Linked DNA regions of Homo sapiens: region 1 is linked to region 2. Evidence: chromatin contacts called from ENCODE Hi-C or POLR2A ChIA-PET data. All regions are on one chromosome and are shown on one strand. Each heading gives the region's core, a stretch centred on a gene start or an enhancer-like site at or near the end of the contact. The rest is flanking DNA. Distances are from core to core; before and after follow the strand shown. Region 1 holds the start of LOH12CR2 (loss of heterozygosity on chromosome 12, region 2). Region 2 holds the start of PEX5 (peroxisomal biogenesis factor 5).

The links. A loop is a pair of places that touch in the nucleus more often than their neighbours do. ChIA-PET counts read pairs that join two places held with the same protein, here RNA polymerase II (POLR2A). Pooled maps may share reads with other maps.
Region 1: a loop to region 2 is called in a pooled map, with 16 times the contacts of the local background. The contact joins the promoter of LOH12CR2 here to the promoter of PEX5 in region 2. A Hi-C loop is called at or near these places in 4 of 50 pooled maps. POLR2A ChIA-PET finds 5 or more read pairs at or near these places in 2 of 52 experiments (OCI-LY7 and activated naive CD8-positive, alpha-beta T cell).

The regions. Positions count from the first base shown.
Region 1 is chr12:12,355,005-12,362,187 of GRCh38, forward strand. LOH12CR2 (loss of heterozygosity on chromosome 12, region 2) reads right to left here and starts at 2,063. Exons shown (of 2, transcript NR_024061.1): 1 at 1,924-2,063; 2 at 404-1,801. BORCS5 (BLOC-1 related complex subunit 5) reads left to right here and starts at 2,074. Exons shown (of 4, transcript NM_058169.6): 1 at 2,074-2,505; 2 at 6,202-6,345. The coding sequence starts at 2,448. RefSeq lists enhancers at 1,859-2,537, 3,424-3,503 and a silencer at 2,404-2,483.
Region 2 is chr12:7,184,579-7,191,827 of GRCh38, forward strand. It overlaps PEX5 (peroxisomal biogenesis factor 5), which reads left to right and starts at 5,108. Exons shown (of 16, transcript NM_001351132.2): 1 at 5,108-5,172; 2 at 5,784-5,946; 3 at 6,310-6,345; 4 at 6,648-6,780; 5 at 6,991-7,122. The coding sequence starts at 5,800. RefSeq lists enhancers at 3,593-4,094, 4,095-4,594, 4,905-4,964, 4,965-5,681, 5,675-5,824 and 2 more and silencers at 4,005-4,054, 5,075-5,484.

The sequences.
Region 1 (7,183 bases), core at 813-3,312, 5.2 Mb after region 2:
TGGTGCGATCTCTGCTCACTGCAAGCTCCGCCTTCTGGGTTCAAGCGATTCTCCTGCCTCAGCCTCCTGAGTAGCTGGAAATACAGGCGCCCGCCACCACGCCCGGCTAATTTTTTTTGTATTTTTAGTAGAGACAGGATTTCAGTTTGTCAGCCAGGATGGTCTCAATCTCCTGACCCCGTGATCCGCCCGCCTCGGCCTCCCAAAGTGCTGGGATTACAGGCGTGAGCCACCGCACCCGGCCTGACAGGCCTTTTTCATATTGAATAATGTTGTCAAGGTTACTCTATGTTGTAGCATGTATCAGTATGATTTCATCCTTCCCTCATTTTGGCTGAATAAATATTCCATGATTACCACACTTTATTTATCCATTCATCAGTTGATGCGACAGACTATCCTTTTAAGAATGAAATGTTTATTCAAAAGGAAGCATAAAAAACACCATCACATCAGTATGGACTGGTGTATGGAACACAAGACAAATATACTTTTATGTGGAAAAGGGGAAACAAGAACCAGAATGAGTTATTCTCCATTCCTCACCCCTTTTACCTCCTCTCTCACCTTCCCCTCAAAGAGGAAATCTGGGAGGGGATGCAAGGACTCTCCAAAAGGGAATGGTCTCACTGCTTAGTGGGCCCTTCCCAGTCCCATCAGCCTGGTGTGGTTTATGTAAACCTCAAGACTAGTTAGACACAACTTTCTAGAAGCCTGCCCTGATCTCTCAGGCAGTTTTTAGTTCTATCTTCATATTCCCAGAGAACACTGTACTTAGATTCATTTGCATTTTTCTCATTGTATTGCAATGGTGAGCAGAGGAAAGAGCATCAGATAGTCCTAAATAGTTCGACCACTGACCACCTGCTGACCATGGAGGAGTCACCTACTTACAGGCTGCAGGGTTGTTGTGAAAATTAAATAAGGTAAAATAGGGGAAATTATTGTGATATAGTAGAGTGGAAGGGACTTAAAAATCATTTAGTCAACTTGACACTTCTTCTGAGACTTTTTTTTTTTTTTTTTTTTTTGAGACGGAGTCTCGCTCTGTCGCCCAGGCTGGAGTGCAGTGGCGCGATCTCGGCTCACTGCAAGCTCTGCCTCCCGGGTTCACACCATTCTCCTGTCTCAGCCTCCCGAGTAGCTGGGACTACAGGCGCCCACCATCATGCCCGGCTAATTTTTTGTATTTTTTAGTAGAGACGGGGTTTCACCATGTTAGCCAGGATGGTCTTGATCTCCTGACATCGTGATCTACTCGCCTCAGCCTCCCAAAGTGCTGGGATTACAGGCGTGAGCCACCCCGCCTGGCCAGAGACTACATTTTATACATATAAAATCTCAAGGCATTTACTTGAAATTTCTTGACGCAGACAATGTAATATAAAATGAGTTGCAAAGTTCGGAGAACGCTAGAGCCAGCTAACTCCTTGATGGCATTGCATTGCTAGGTCTACTTTCTTGCCCTAGCAAAAATGGCAGTTTCCTTTCTGGATTACTCCCTCCTCACCTTCTGTTAGTTTCAGAGTGACTTGTTGATAACTGCCAAGGTCCCCAGAAAGCGCCTAGCCAAAAAGGTTCTTCACTTCTCTTTAAAGATGTGCACTCCCTAATACATGAAACAGCATTTTCTATTTCTTAATTTTTCTCTCATTTCCAGCTGCTGCTTTCACCGTCTTCTGGTATTTTTTTGTTTGGTCGTCCACTGCTAAACTCCCAGCTCTTCAGAATTCAAAATGAGCTTTGCATCCAAGCTGTTGTGGGTTCGAATCCTGGGTCTATCTAGCGTTTCTTTCTCCATCTGTAAAACAGGGTTAAAAATACCTATTTTGTAAAGTTGTTCTCACATGTGGGTATTGAAGAGCTTAATAGTGTGGGTGGTGTTTTAAAGGTGACGCATCCTTACAACAGGAAAGGGCTTACCCTCTTCCGCAGTTCTGGCTTCGAGGAGGTCAAGCCCTTTAAGGTGGCATCGCCCTAAGTCGCAGGAGCGGGTCTCTCCGCCCCTCCCTCGGGCCGGGGGGCGGGGCCTCCTAATCCGGAACTGAAGGTCTTGCGTAGCCGGCACCGCCCATCTGCGTCCCGGAAGGAGCGAGCTTGCGGAGCGTGAACCAGTGAGTGAAAGCGGCGCCGCCCGCCGGCCGCAGGTGCGGCAAAGCCAGTGTCATCTGCCGGTTCTCTTAGGGCTCCCGGAAAGAAGGAGGGCTAGCCGCGTGCGTTCGCGCCGCGCCTCCTTGCGTTTCTGTTCCCCAAATAGGGCCTCTCCTTCTCCCGCCGCCCAGGCCCCTGCGTGGGCTGGACGCGTCAGCCCCACACATTAGCCTCGCTGCGGCGCCCAGACTCTGCTTTGCCTCCCCGTCCCGGTCCCTGGCCCCTGCCCTGTCGCCCGCCGCCGGAGCGGTGACCGCCCGGCCCGCCGTTCTTCTGCTGCCACCGCTGTCGGCACCATGGGCAGTGAGCAGAGCTCCGAGGCCGAGAGCCGACCCAACGATCTGAACTCCTCAGGTCGGTGTCCTAACCTCCCACCCTCCTCCAGCCCGCCCTGTCCCCTTGCAGAGCGGGCTGCCTCCCAGACTAGGGTCAGGGACTGCGGACGGGAACGCACAGAAAAAGCCTTCACCGTGCTAGTAGGAAAAAAAAAAAGTCACCATCTGTCCTGGCCTCGATTCCCCTGATGGAAGTGCGTGTGACTGCAAGCTAAGCCAGCGTGGGCGCCAGTGCCCTTATTTATTTTCAAAACAGCCGTTTCTCCCAGCTACAGCCTCCTGTTTAAAAGACGAGCTAATTAATTTTTGGCTCTAGTGCTCATGGCTGATGTAGTGAGATTTGGCTCACACAGTGGATGGATTATAGGACCTCTAAGAACAGTCTGTTTCTTAAAAACGGGTGTTAGAGGTTCCTTTTCTGAAGGGATATGTGATAGGTGTCCACTTGCTTTGAACCCTTTAGTGCAAAGGTCTCCAGAAACAGCTTTTTCTTCTCAGAAGGTGTCTTGGTCCGTTTTCTAATCTTGTAGAGGTTGGCCAGACAGCAGGCACTGGTGTTTTCCATTGTTGTTCTCTGTCCATGATTTTTAGACTTCTCTAAGCGTTTGAGACAAGAATGGGAGGATTATTGTGTTTGCAATACAGTGAGTGTTCAATAAATAGATAAAGCAGCTGATGTTTAATTGAGGACCATTTGCTGCTTTTTTTGTTACCCACACGCTAGGACAGCTGGGAGTGCTTTGGTTAAGCTCCGGGGTTGCTAACGCAAATTGGTTAAATCTGGGGCCTAAAAAGAGTCGCCGATTTTAGAAGTTCTCTGTTCTTGATAGGAGCTGTAATTCAGAAATAGGCAAGCTAATAGATCTAAGGGTGTTTCACTTTAAGGTGTGACTTTCAAGACTAGTTCAGACCTACATTCTGGGGACTGGATTGGGGCAGCTTTGAATGGTGAGCAGCATCTACTAGCTTTGCTACGTTTTTCTATTTCCTTGGAAGGGCCAGAGTGTCATATCTGTTATAAGAAATATAATAATTGCCACCTTTGACATTCTTGCCTCTATGGCAGGGCAGAAACATATTTTAGGGGGAAGCGGTGTGGCATCTTTTTAATTTGTTTTCTTGCCCATGAACCAACAGCATTCGAGCATTTCCGATGTTAGAATTTGCCTATTCCCCTGTGCCCGGTACTTTACATACATTTACATATAATTTTTGCAGTAATCCCATTTTACAGATAAAGTAGTAGAGGTTAGCTAGAGTGTTTTGAAGTCCCCTTTCCTCTGGTATCTGGGGAAGGAGGAATCACAATTTATAGCAGGAAAGATTTCTGGCATGGCTTTTGTAAAATGTTAGGTAAATTACCAAAACAGGTAAATAAATATTTCTTGAAAAGAAATAAAAGCAGCAGAGATTTTTCTAGAAGAGTGAATGCCAAGCCTCCGGAGACGAGCTTCTAGGAGGCAGAACAGTTCTATGGCATCCCTGGATTAACCTTTGAGATATGACTATAATGAGCCTGGGAATATTACCTTCTAGAGCATAAAACACTTTAAAGATTCATTCTTGTCCCAGTCTGGAAGATATTTGGGGGAGAGGATGATTTCTTGGTCTAGGGAGTCCTTTATAATTTGAATCACTTCCCTCCAAATGGATTACTTTCTCCCAAGGAACCTGAATTGATCTCCCTCTTTGTCCTCCAAATTTCTGATTTTTGCCTCAGCCTAGAATGGACTTACTGGCTATTTTTGCCCTGGACTAATGCTATAATTTTAAGAGTGAGGGGGCTGTAGTCCTAGCTACTCAGGCCCAGGTGGGAGGATTGCTGGAGCCCAGGAGTTTAAATCCAGCCTGGGCGATGTAGTGAGACTTGACTCTTTTTTTTTTTTTTTTTTTGAGACAGTCTCACTGTCACCTAGGCTGGAGTGCTGTGGCATGATCTTGGCTCACTGCAACCTCCGCCTCCCGGATTCAAGCAATTTTCCTGCCTCAGCCTCCCAAGTAGCTGGGATTACAGGGACATGCCACCACGCCTGGATAATTTTTGTATTTTTAGTAGAGATAGGGTTTCACCATGTTGGCCAGGCTGATCTCGAACTCCTGACCTCAAGTGATCCACCTGGCTTGGCCTCCCAAAGTGCTGGGATTACAGGCGTGAGCCACCGTGCCCAGCCGCCTTGACTTAAAAAAAAAAAAAAAAGAGTGAGGAGGCTGAAGCCTCGGGAATAGGCCAGTCATTCGGGGGTTGAGAACAGGTTTTTTTCCTGGACTTACTAAACATAGCTGGCTTGATGTGGTAGGGTGGATAGACAGCTTTGCAACTCCAGTGTCGCAGAGATGGGCCTTGTGTACCAATAACTTGTAGATGTCTAATTCCTTTCCTAACTGTCTAGCACTGCTGACTTTGGGCAAGTCACAGTTAAATTTTGTACCCTTTATTTCTCATTTTAGAAATAGGGAGATATATATATATATCTCAAGATAGCAGGAGAATTAAAGAGAAAGTAAAAACAATCTGCCTATACTTTTGTGTGCTGAAAAAGAAAATATTTAGTTATGAAAGAAGTTCATTCATGTTATATAATCCTGTAATGGGCTGGGCGTGATGGCTCACACCCGTAATTCTAGCACTTTGGGAGGCCGAGGTGGGTGGATCACGAGGTCAGGAGTTCGAGACCAGCCTGGCCAATATGGTGAAACCCCATCTCTACTAAAAATACAAAAATTAGCCAGATGTGGTGGTGCATGCCTGTTGTCCTAGCTACTCAGGAAGCTGAGGCAAGAGAATTACTTGAACCCAGGAGGCGGAGGTTGCAGTGAGCCGAGATTGCACCACTGTACTCCAACCTGGCGACAGAGCGAGGCTCTGCCTCAAAATAAAATAAAATCCTGTAATGTCTGAGGGTTTTTGTTGTTGTTGTTGTTTTGTTTTTTGAGACTCTTGCTGTCTTACCCATGCAGTGGTGTGATCATGGCTCACTGTGGTCTTGACCTCCTGGGCTCAAGTGATCCTCCCATCTCAGCTTCCTGAGTAGCTGGGACTACAGTGTGCACCACCACATCTGACTAATTAAAAGAAATTTTTTTTTTTTTTTTTTTTTTTTTTAGAGATAGGGTCTCACTATGTTGCCCAGGTTGGTCTTGAACTCCTGGACTCTGGTGATCCTCCCACTCAGCCTTTCAAAGTGCTGAGATTACAGGCATGAGCCACCACACCCAGCCTGAGGTGGCGTTTTTGTTTGTTTGTTTTTGAGACAGAGTCTCACTCTGTTGCCCAGGCTCAAGTGCAGTGGCACGATCTTGGCACACCGCAACCTCCGCCTCTCGGGCTCAAGTGATTCTCCTGCCTCAGCCTCCTGAGTAGCTGGGATTACAGGCACCCGCCACCATGCCCCGCTAATTTTTGTGTTTTTAGTAGAGACAGGGTTTCGCCATGTTGGCCAGGCTGGTCTTGAACTGCTGACCTCAGGTGATCTGCCCACCTCGGCTTCCCAAAGTGCTAAGATTACATGCATGAGCCACCGTGCCTGGCTCCAGCCTGAGCTTTTAAAAATACTATAGAAAACAGTTTCTATAATTCATCCCTGCCACCCCAACCCCAACTGCAAGATAGCTACATTTTATAAAATTATTCTTTTTAATCACTACACCAAAAACTGCTTTGGTGAGGCAGAGATGCCTAATATGCATCTCCTAAGCAGTGTAACTTTATTTTCAGTGACTCCTTCACCAGCCAAGCATAGAGCCAAGATGGATGATATTGTGGTTGTAGCTCAGGGCTCCCAGGCCTCACGGAACGTCAGCAACGATCCCGATGTCATCAAGTTGCAAGAGATTCCAACCTTCCAGCCCCTTTTGAAAGGTAAAGGATTGCGTTTTGTTTTATCTGAACTTGCTGGAGACGTTTGTGTAGCCCTACTACTTTCCCTCTACTTATCCATGTATCTTGCTCTCTCATCTCCTTTAGGTCTTTGCTTAAATGGCATCTTCTCAGTGAAGCCTTTCTTGATTTCCTTAATTAAAACTGCAGCCCCTTTGCCTACCTGTTTTTCTCTATAGCACTTAATTATCATTGACCTATTGCAAATATCTTTATCTGTCTATATTTCTCTGCTAGAATGTGAGCTCCATGATGGCAGGTATTTTCTCTTTTGCTCACTGTTGAATTCCCAGCACGTGAAATATAATCTGGTATAAGATAGGGACTAAGTGAATGAATGAGGTTGGAAATGGCCCTTCCCTGTTATATTCCCATGGAAAGATTTTCATTCTTATTTGTGATCTGGACAGTGGGTGGACTAGTTCAGATCCATAGAGAAAAATCTCCATCACTACTGATACACTCGTAATTAATCCTGGCGGCAGTTTTATATGAGAGTGTGTGTTTGAGAAGAGAGATTACCCACCCAATTAGCATATACTGTGGTAGTTACCTTTTGAACGAAGGCCACAACTTTATTATTTTTGTATCTCTATTAAGTAGTGGAGATTATTTTATATTAACTGGTGTTTCTGCTGTAAGAGTCCTTCAGTTCTCTCCTCCCTCACCCCCACCAAAGATTAGGAAATAATGAACATAAGGCCCTGGTTTACTTAACTTGGTATAATACAGTGTAAAACATCTTACATTTACATAGCTATTTGAATTAAAATGCCCCTCCTCATACACATATCATCCCTTTAATTCTTACATCATTAAA
Region 2 (7,249 bases), core at 3,858-6,357:
CCCTTATGTCAAGGGAATGACTGGAAGTTCTGCTGCCCCAGGGAACGAAGGTCCTCTGAGTCAGAAGCCACTAACCAGATAGATGATCCAGCAGCAGAACTGTGTGCCCAGGGCAAGCACCAGCCCATGCCATCACCCTCACAGAGCCCCGGGTATGCTTGACCATTAAGGGCCAGGAGGTTAACTGTCTCCTGGACACTGGCACAGCCTTCTCAATCTTACTCTCCTGTCTCGGACAACTGTCTTCCAGATCTGTCACTATCTGAGGGGTCCTAGGAGAGGCAGTCACTAGATATTTCTCCCAGCCACTAAGTTGTGACTGGGGAACTTTACTCTTTTCACATGCCTTTCTAATTATGCCTGAAAGCCCCACTCCTTTGTTAGGGAGAGATATTCTAGCAAAAGCAGGGGCCATTATACACTTGAATATAGGAGAAGGAGCACCCATTTGTTGTCCCCTACTTGAGGAAGGAATTAATCCTGAAGTCTGGGCCACAGAAGGACAAATAGACAAGTGAAGAATGCCTGTCCTGTTCAACTTAAACTAAAGGATTCTGCCTCCTTCCCCTACCAAAGGCAGTACCCTCTTAGATCCACCCAGCTCTCTGATGGACAGCCCAACAAGCCCCAACTTGGACTTCAAAAGATCGTTAAGGACCTAAAAGCCCAAGGCCTAGTAAAACCATGCAATAGTCCCTGCAATACTCCAATTTTAGGAGTACAGAAACCCAATGGACAGTGGAGGTTAGTGCAAGATCTCAGGATTATCAGTGAGGCCGTTGTCCCTCTATACCCAGCTGTACCTAACCCTTATACTTTGCTTTCACAAATACCAGAGGAAGCAGAGTGGTTTACAGTCCTGGATCTTAAGGATGCCTTTTTCTGCATCCCCGTACATCCCGACTCTCAATTCTTGTTTGCCTTTGAAGATCCTTTGAACCCAACATCTCAACTCACCTGGACTGCTTTACCCCAAGTGTTCAGGGATAGCCCCCATCTATTTGACCAGGCATTAGCACAAGACTTGAGCCAGTTCTCATACTTGGACACTCTTGCCCTTTGGTATGTGGATGATTTACTTTTAGCAGCCCGTTCAGAAACCTTGTGCCATCGAGTTACCCAAGCGCTCTTAAACTTCCTCGCCACCTGTGGCTACAAGGTTTCCAAACCAAAGGCTCAGTTCTGCTTACAGCAGGTTAAATACTTAGGGCTAAAATTATCCAAAGGCACCAGGGCCCTCAGTGAGGAACGTATCCAGCCAATACTGGCTTATCTTTATCCCCAAACCCTACTAACTGTTGGATGTGCCTCCCCCTGCACTTCAGGCCATACATTTCAATCCCTGTATCTTTAACCTCCTTGTTAAGTTTGTCTCTTCCAGAATCAAAGCTGTAAAAACTACAAATGGCTCTTCAAATGGAGCCCCAGATGCAGTCCATGACTAAGATCTACTACAGACCCCTGGACCTGCTAGGCCATGCTCTGATGTTGATGACATCAAAGGCACCCCTGCTGAGGAAATCTCAACTGCATGACCTACTATGCCCCAATTCAGCAGGAAGCAGTTAAAGCAGTCGTTGGCCAACCTCCCCAACAGCACTTGGGTTTTCCTGTTGAGAGGGGGGACTGAGAGACAGGACTAGCTGGATTTCCTAGGCCAACTAAGCATTCCTAAGCCCAGCTGGGGAAGATGACTGTACTCACATTTAAACAGGGTGCTTGTAACTCAGCTCACACCTGACCAATCAGGTAGTAAAGAGAGCTCACTAAAACACCAATTAGGCTAAAAGCAGGAGGTAAAGAAATAGTCAATCATCTATTGCCTGAGAGCACAGGGGGAGGGACAATGATCGGGATATAAACCCAGGCATTTGAGCTGGCAGTGGCAACCCCCTTTGGGTCCCCTCCCGTTGTATGGGAGCTCTGTTTTCACTCTATTAAATCTTGCAACAGCAAAAAAAAAAAAAAGAAAAGAAAAGAGTTTTAGACATATGACTTTAAGAGGATTAAGAAAATTGAATAAATGTTTATAAGTTTGATTTATTAAAGGGTTGAATAAAAGTTCAGAAAGGTTTTGCCTAGTAGTGTTGTTTGCCCTGTCAGGTATTTAAAATATGAATATTAAATGTCACATAGTTAAAAATATTAGGAAATTTGTCTTTTATTTCTAAAAAGCAGAAGTACAGCACAGTGTTTAAGAGCATGGACTCTGGAATAAGACTGTGTAGGTCAAAGATCCACAAACTATGGCCTGGTCCCTGTTTTTCCATAGTCTGCAAGCTAAGAAGTATTTGACGTTTTTTGGCTGGGCACGGTGGGTCACATCTGTAATCCCAGCACTTCAGGAGGCCAAGGGGGGTGGATCATCTGAAGTCAGGTGTTTGAGACCAGCCTGACCAACATGGTGAAACCCCATCTCTACTAAAAATACGAAAATTAGCTGGGCATGGTGGCATGTGCCTGTAGTCCCAGCTACTCGGGAGGCTGAGGCAGGAGAATCACTTGAACCTAGGAGGTAGAGGTTGTAGTGAGCCGAGATTGCGCCACTGCATGCCGGCCTGGGTGACAGAACAAGACTGTCTCAAAACAAATAAGTATTTGACATTTTTAAATAGTTGGAAAAACATCAAAAGAAGAAGAATATTTTGTAACATGAAAATTATATAAAATTCACATTTCAGTCCCCATAAAAAGCATTACTGGAATACAGCCATGCTCATTTGTTTAGGTGTGGCCTATGTCTGCTTTTGTGCTCCAACAGCAGGGTTGAGTCACTGTGACAGAGACTGCATGGACTACAAAGCCAAAAATATTGACCATTGAGCCCTTTACAGTTTGGTGACCGTGGTCTGGGTTCAAATCCCAGCTCTGCTATTTATTAGTATGACCTTGTGCAAGTCACTCAACTTCTCTGTGCCTCAGTTTCCTCTTTTGTAAAATGGGGGATAATAGTTATTATTAATAACTATTAGGAGGATTAAATAAATCAATAGTTGAAAAGTGCTTGAAACAATGCCTGGCACACAGTCAATGCAATGTGTGTCTAAACATCTATTGAACTTGAATTCGTCAAACATTAAAGAATAAGTAAAAATTATTTTTATTTTATAAAAATTACTACTTTTATGAATAGAACAAGAATTTAAAGTTGAACCTGGATTAACAAAATCTAGGGTTTCAAATCTAGAGCTTCAGTAAATTAAATATTAAACACCAAAGTCACTCTATTAGCCCTTTCCCAGCACCTCTGGCTGGGACTGTGGACCAAGTTCTGTGAATGATTCTATGGCCTAGGAGATCAAAGATCTCCATGGTTTATCAGTAAGTCTTCTCTAAGACTGGGAAGTAGGTGCCTAGAGTTATGCCTGGATTAAATTTTGACTTCCTAGCCATCTGATTTTGCACAAGTCTTATCTGTAAAGTGGGTCTACTAATATCTATTTAATAGGGGTATTAAGAAGATTAAAAACATTGAGATACATAAAGTGTTTTACACAACACCTGGATTTTAGTAAACATCAGTTATTATTATTAGCATTCTTCCAAGATCTGCACACAAAGTGAGTTACGGCTAATCAGTTGATAAACTCCTAGCAGAGCAGAAGGTTATGTGTGTTGTGATGTTTAAGTGGTACTGGGAAACTCTGGTTGCCTTGAGGTTCTGAAATTCTACTGTATCAGATGGGTTCCTTTAAACATTGCTCTCTCTAGGGGGTCCTCTTTTTAAAAGTATGCACCTTCTGGAGGGCATCTCTTCATCCTTGTGTGGTTTAGTTTATCAGGTATTTTCCTCACGATGGCAGCCTGAGAACAGGGGACGCCCAAGGGCTGGGATTTGTGTGCTCCGGAAGAAAACGGGGTGTAGAAGTGGGGCCTCTGAAAGAGGGCGAAAAGGCAAGGAAAAGGAGAAATGTTGCACAGTCTTATGGTCTGTCCCCTGCCATTCTGTTCCCCTGAGGTGTCAGAGCAGCTTCTCTGTCTTCCCAGGGATGAGTTTACACAGACATTCCCTGTGGCCCCCTGAGGCCTCCACCTCTGAAATCTGCAGAACAGCCAGGAAACAAGCCCGGCCCATGGCGCCACCTGCTGCCTGCCTGCCTCCGCTCATGCACCCTGGGCTGGGATGGTACTTCTGTTCGTCTGGCATTATTGCCCTTGGTCATTTACCGGCAGCCCTGGGCCCCTCCTTGCTCTTCTCCATGACACTAGGACTCCCTTGGTCTTGAAGCTGGGTGAGATTATCAGGGTTTGTTTCTCAATGACTTTGAGGTTTGACAGCAGAGCACACTCTTTGGCAGATGAGGGGGCTTGAGGCTTAGTCTTATTCCGTGATTAAAAGCATTTCTTGTATGTTTGTCCTTTCCCAGCCTGGAGTGATGGGAATAAGGCCACTATGTTGACTTAGCGGAAGGAAGGGCTGACTCACTGTTCACCTTCCCTGTACGTTACCAGCTCGAGGTCTCAGGATGCGTTGGACCCTATTTTGGTCTCCGGAATTTGTCATCATGCAGTGCTATTTTCCCCATTATGCAGAGGTGGAGAGGGATTAAGGCGGGGGCGGGCCCCTGTCTCCATGGAGACAGTGACGCTACCCCGCTAGGGGTTATTTGGAAGCGGGGCAGGCCTAGGAGGCTGAAGAAGGCTTCGGACTGGACTCCCCAGCCCCTGGTGTTAGGGCTTTTCTCTTTCTTGGGCTTGGGAACATTAGCCAGCCCCATTTTAGAGGGGAAAACTGAGGCTCAGAAAGGGCACTGAATCCCCTTAGGTCACAATGCGCCCAAGGGAAGAGGCAGGATCGACTGAGCCTAGGATCTCGCGTCTTCGGCTTTCCCCCAGAGCCTGGGAAGCCCTTCTTAGCTCCACTCTTCTTTGAGCTTTCCGTCAAACAAATCCTAGGGCCCGTGGCCTTTTCGAGCGCTCCTAAAGGCGACTCTCCAAGACCCGCTCTCTAAGGTGCTCTTCCCCTTTAAGACTCACGGCTCTTCCCGTCAGGCTGCGTCGCAGTCTTAAGGCCCCGCCTTTTCAGACAGCTTCCGCTGGGCCTGGGCCGCTGCGGGGCGGTCACGGCCCCTTTAAGCCTGAGCCCCGCCCCCTGGCTCCCCGCCCCCTCTTCTCCCCTCCCCCAAGCCAGCACCTGGTGCCCCGGCGGGTCGTGCGGCGCGGCGCTCCGCGGTGAGCGCCTGACCCCGAGGGGGCCCGGGGCCGCGTCCCTGGGCCCTCCCCACCCTTGCGGTGGCCTCGCGGGTCCCAGGGGCGGGGCTGGAGCGGCAGCAGGGCCGGGGAGATGGGCGGTGGGGAGCGCGGGAGGGACCGGGCCGAGCCGGGGGAAGGGCTCCGGTGACTTAAGGGGAGGGAATGCTCCTCTGCCGTGCTCACCGCGTGCTGGGGCTGCGCGGGGCTAGGTATGGTCGGGCTGTTTTCCCACTGTCCCTTCTTCGGGCAGTGTCGCCGTCCAGCCTGGTTGTTGAAGCGTCCCCGTGGTCCCCCGGGGTCCAGGCCCCTTTGTGGAGGCAGCTGCTGGCCCCCAGCCCATGGGACCGTAGTCGCGGAGGCCTCTGCAGAGGCGCAGGCTGGAAGCGGTGGCCTTTGAGGGGGGCGGCAGGAGAGAGTACCGACCTCCCTCGAACTCCTGGCAGAGGTGGGGGTCGCAGCAAAAGCACTGGGGTGGAGGGCGGCCAGTGTGGGGCAGACGCCTGTGTGCCTTCCTCAGATACGGGCAGAGTTGTGGATGTGAGAAGGGTCTGGCTTGGGTACCTCAGTTCCAAACCTCCTGTGTCCATCAGAGAGCTGGCGGTCACCATGGCAATGCGGGAGCTGGTGGAGGCCGAATGCGGGGGTGCCAACCCGCTCATGAAGCTCGCCGGGCACTTCACCCAGGACAAGGCCCTTCGGCAGGAGGGATTGAGGCCTGGCCCCTGGCCCCCCGGAGCCCCGGCCTCTGAGGCAGTGAGTGTTCTTGAGGTGGAAAGCCCAGGTGCAGCCTCTGAGGCAGTGAGTGTTCTTGAGGTGGAAAGCCCAGGTGCAGCCTCTGAGGCAGTGAGTGTTCTTGAGGTGGAAAGCCCAGGTGGTGGTGGTCTGAGGTGGAGGGGCTGTTTGCACATCTTGGTATAACTGCTTTCTCTATTGTGTTGCAAATCATAGTAGTTACCACTTACTGAGCGTTTATAAACACTAGAAAACCCTGTGCACCTTTAAATAAATGCAACCATTTTATAGATGAAGAAGCCGAGGCTCAGATGCCTATGGGCTTCATCAACCCCTGATTTTAGAGGAACTGCGTCATTGTACATCTCTGTCTTTCTCTCTTAGGCCTCCAAGCCTTTGGGAGTAGCTTCTGAAGATGAGGTAAATAGACCAGTCTCTTTTCTGTCCCATTTTTCTCTTGCCCACTGTGTTTTTACCTTTAAACTTAGTTCACCCGTATTTCAATTTTTGGGCTTTCCTGACCGAATGAGAATGCCTGCTTGTTTTTAAATGTATTTTTTCGTCCTTCTAAATCTATGGAAAGACAGTTTCTCTTTATGTGTCTCCAGTTTCTGTGTTTTCCTTTCCTTGTATCTAACATTGGGATCCCCCTCCAGTGGGTCCTGCCTCTTGCTGGGGCCTCCCAAGCCTATGGGTTCATTTCATCATTTCCCTTCTGGCAGTTGGTGGCTGAATTCCTGCAGGACCAGAATGCACCCCTTGTGTCCCGTGCCCCTCAGACCTTCAAGATGGATGACCTCCTGGCTGAGATGCAGCAGATTGAGCAGTCAAACTTCCGCCAGGCTCCCCAGAGAGGTGAGTCCAGAGTCTAGTGGGAGGGGAGATCGTTTTCCATGTAGCCAGGGCCAAGGAAGGGGGTTCCATTGGATGCTGCTGGCATTGGGGACCTGAGATGCAGAAGGAGACAAAAGTAACAGAGTGTTTTCACGTGGATTCAGGGTTCTTTAGGCATGATGGAATGGTATGTATGTATTCTTTCTTAGTTTTCTCTCTCTCTCTTTTAAGCCCCTGGTGTGGCAGACTTGGCCTTGTCTGAGAACTGGGCCCAGGAGTTTCTTGCAGCTGGAGATGCTGTGGATGTAACTCAGGATTATAATGAGACTGACTGGTCCCAAGAATTCATCTCTGAAGTTACAGGTGAAACTTGTTATGGGAAAATCTATATTGGCTTCTATGGGACAGAATTCTATACCCTTCCCCTGTTCACGTTATAGTGTGATTACGATTTTTCTGGTCTCATGACTCATTTCTAGAGGGGTAGGGT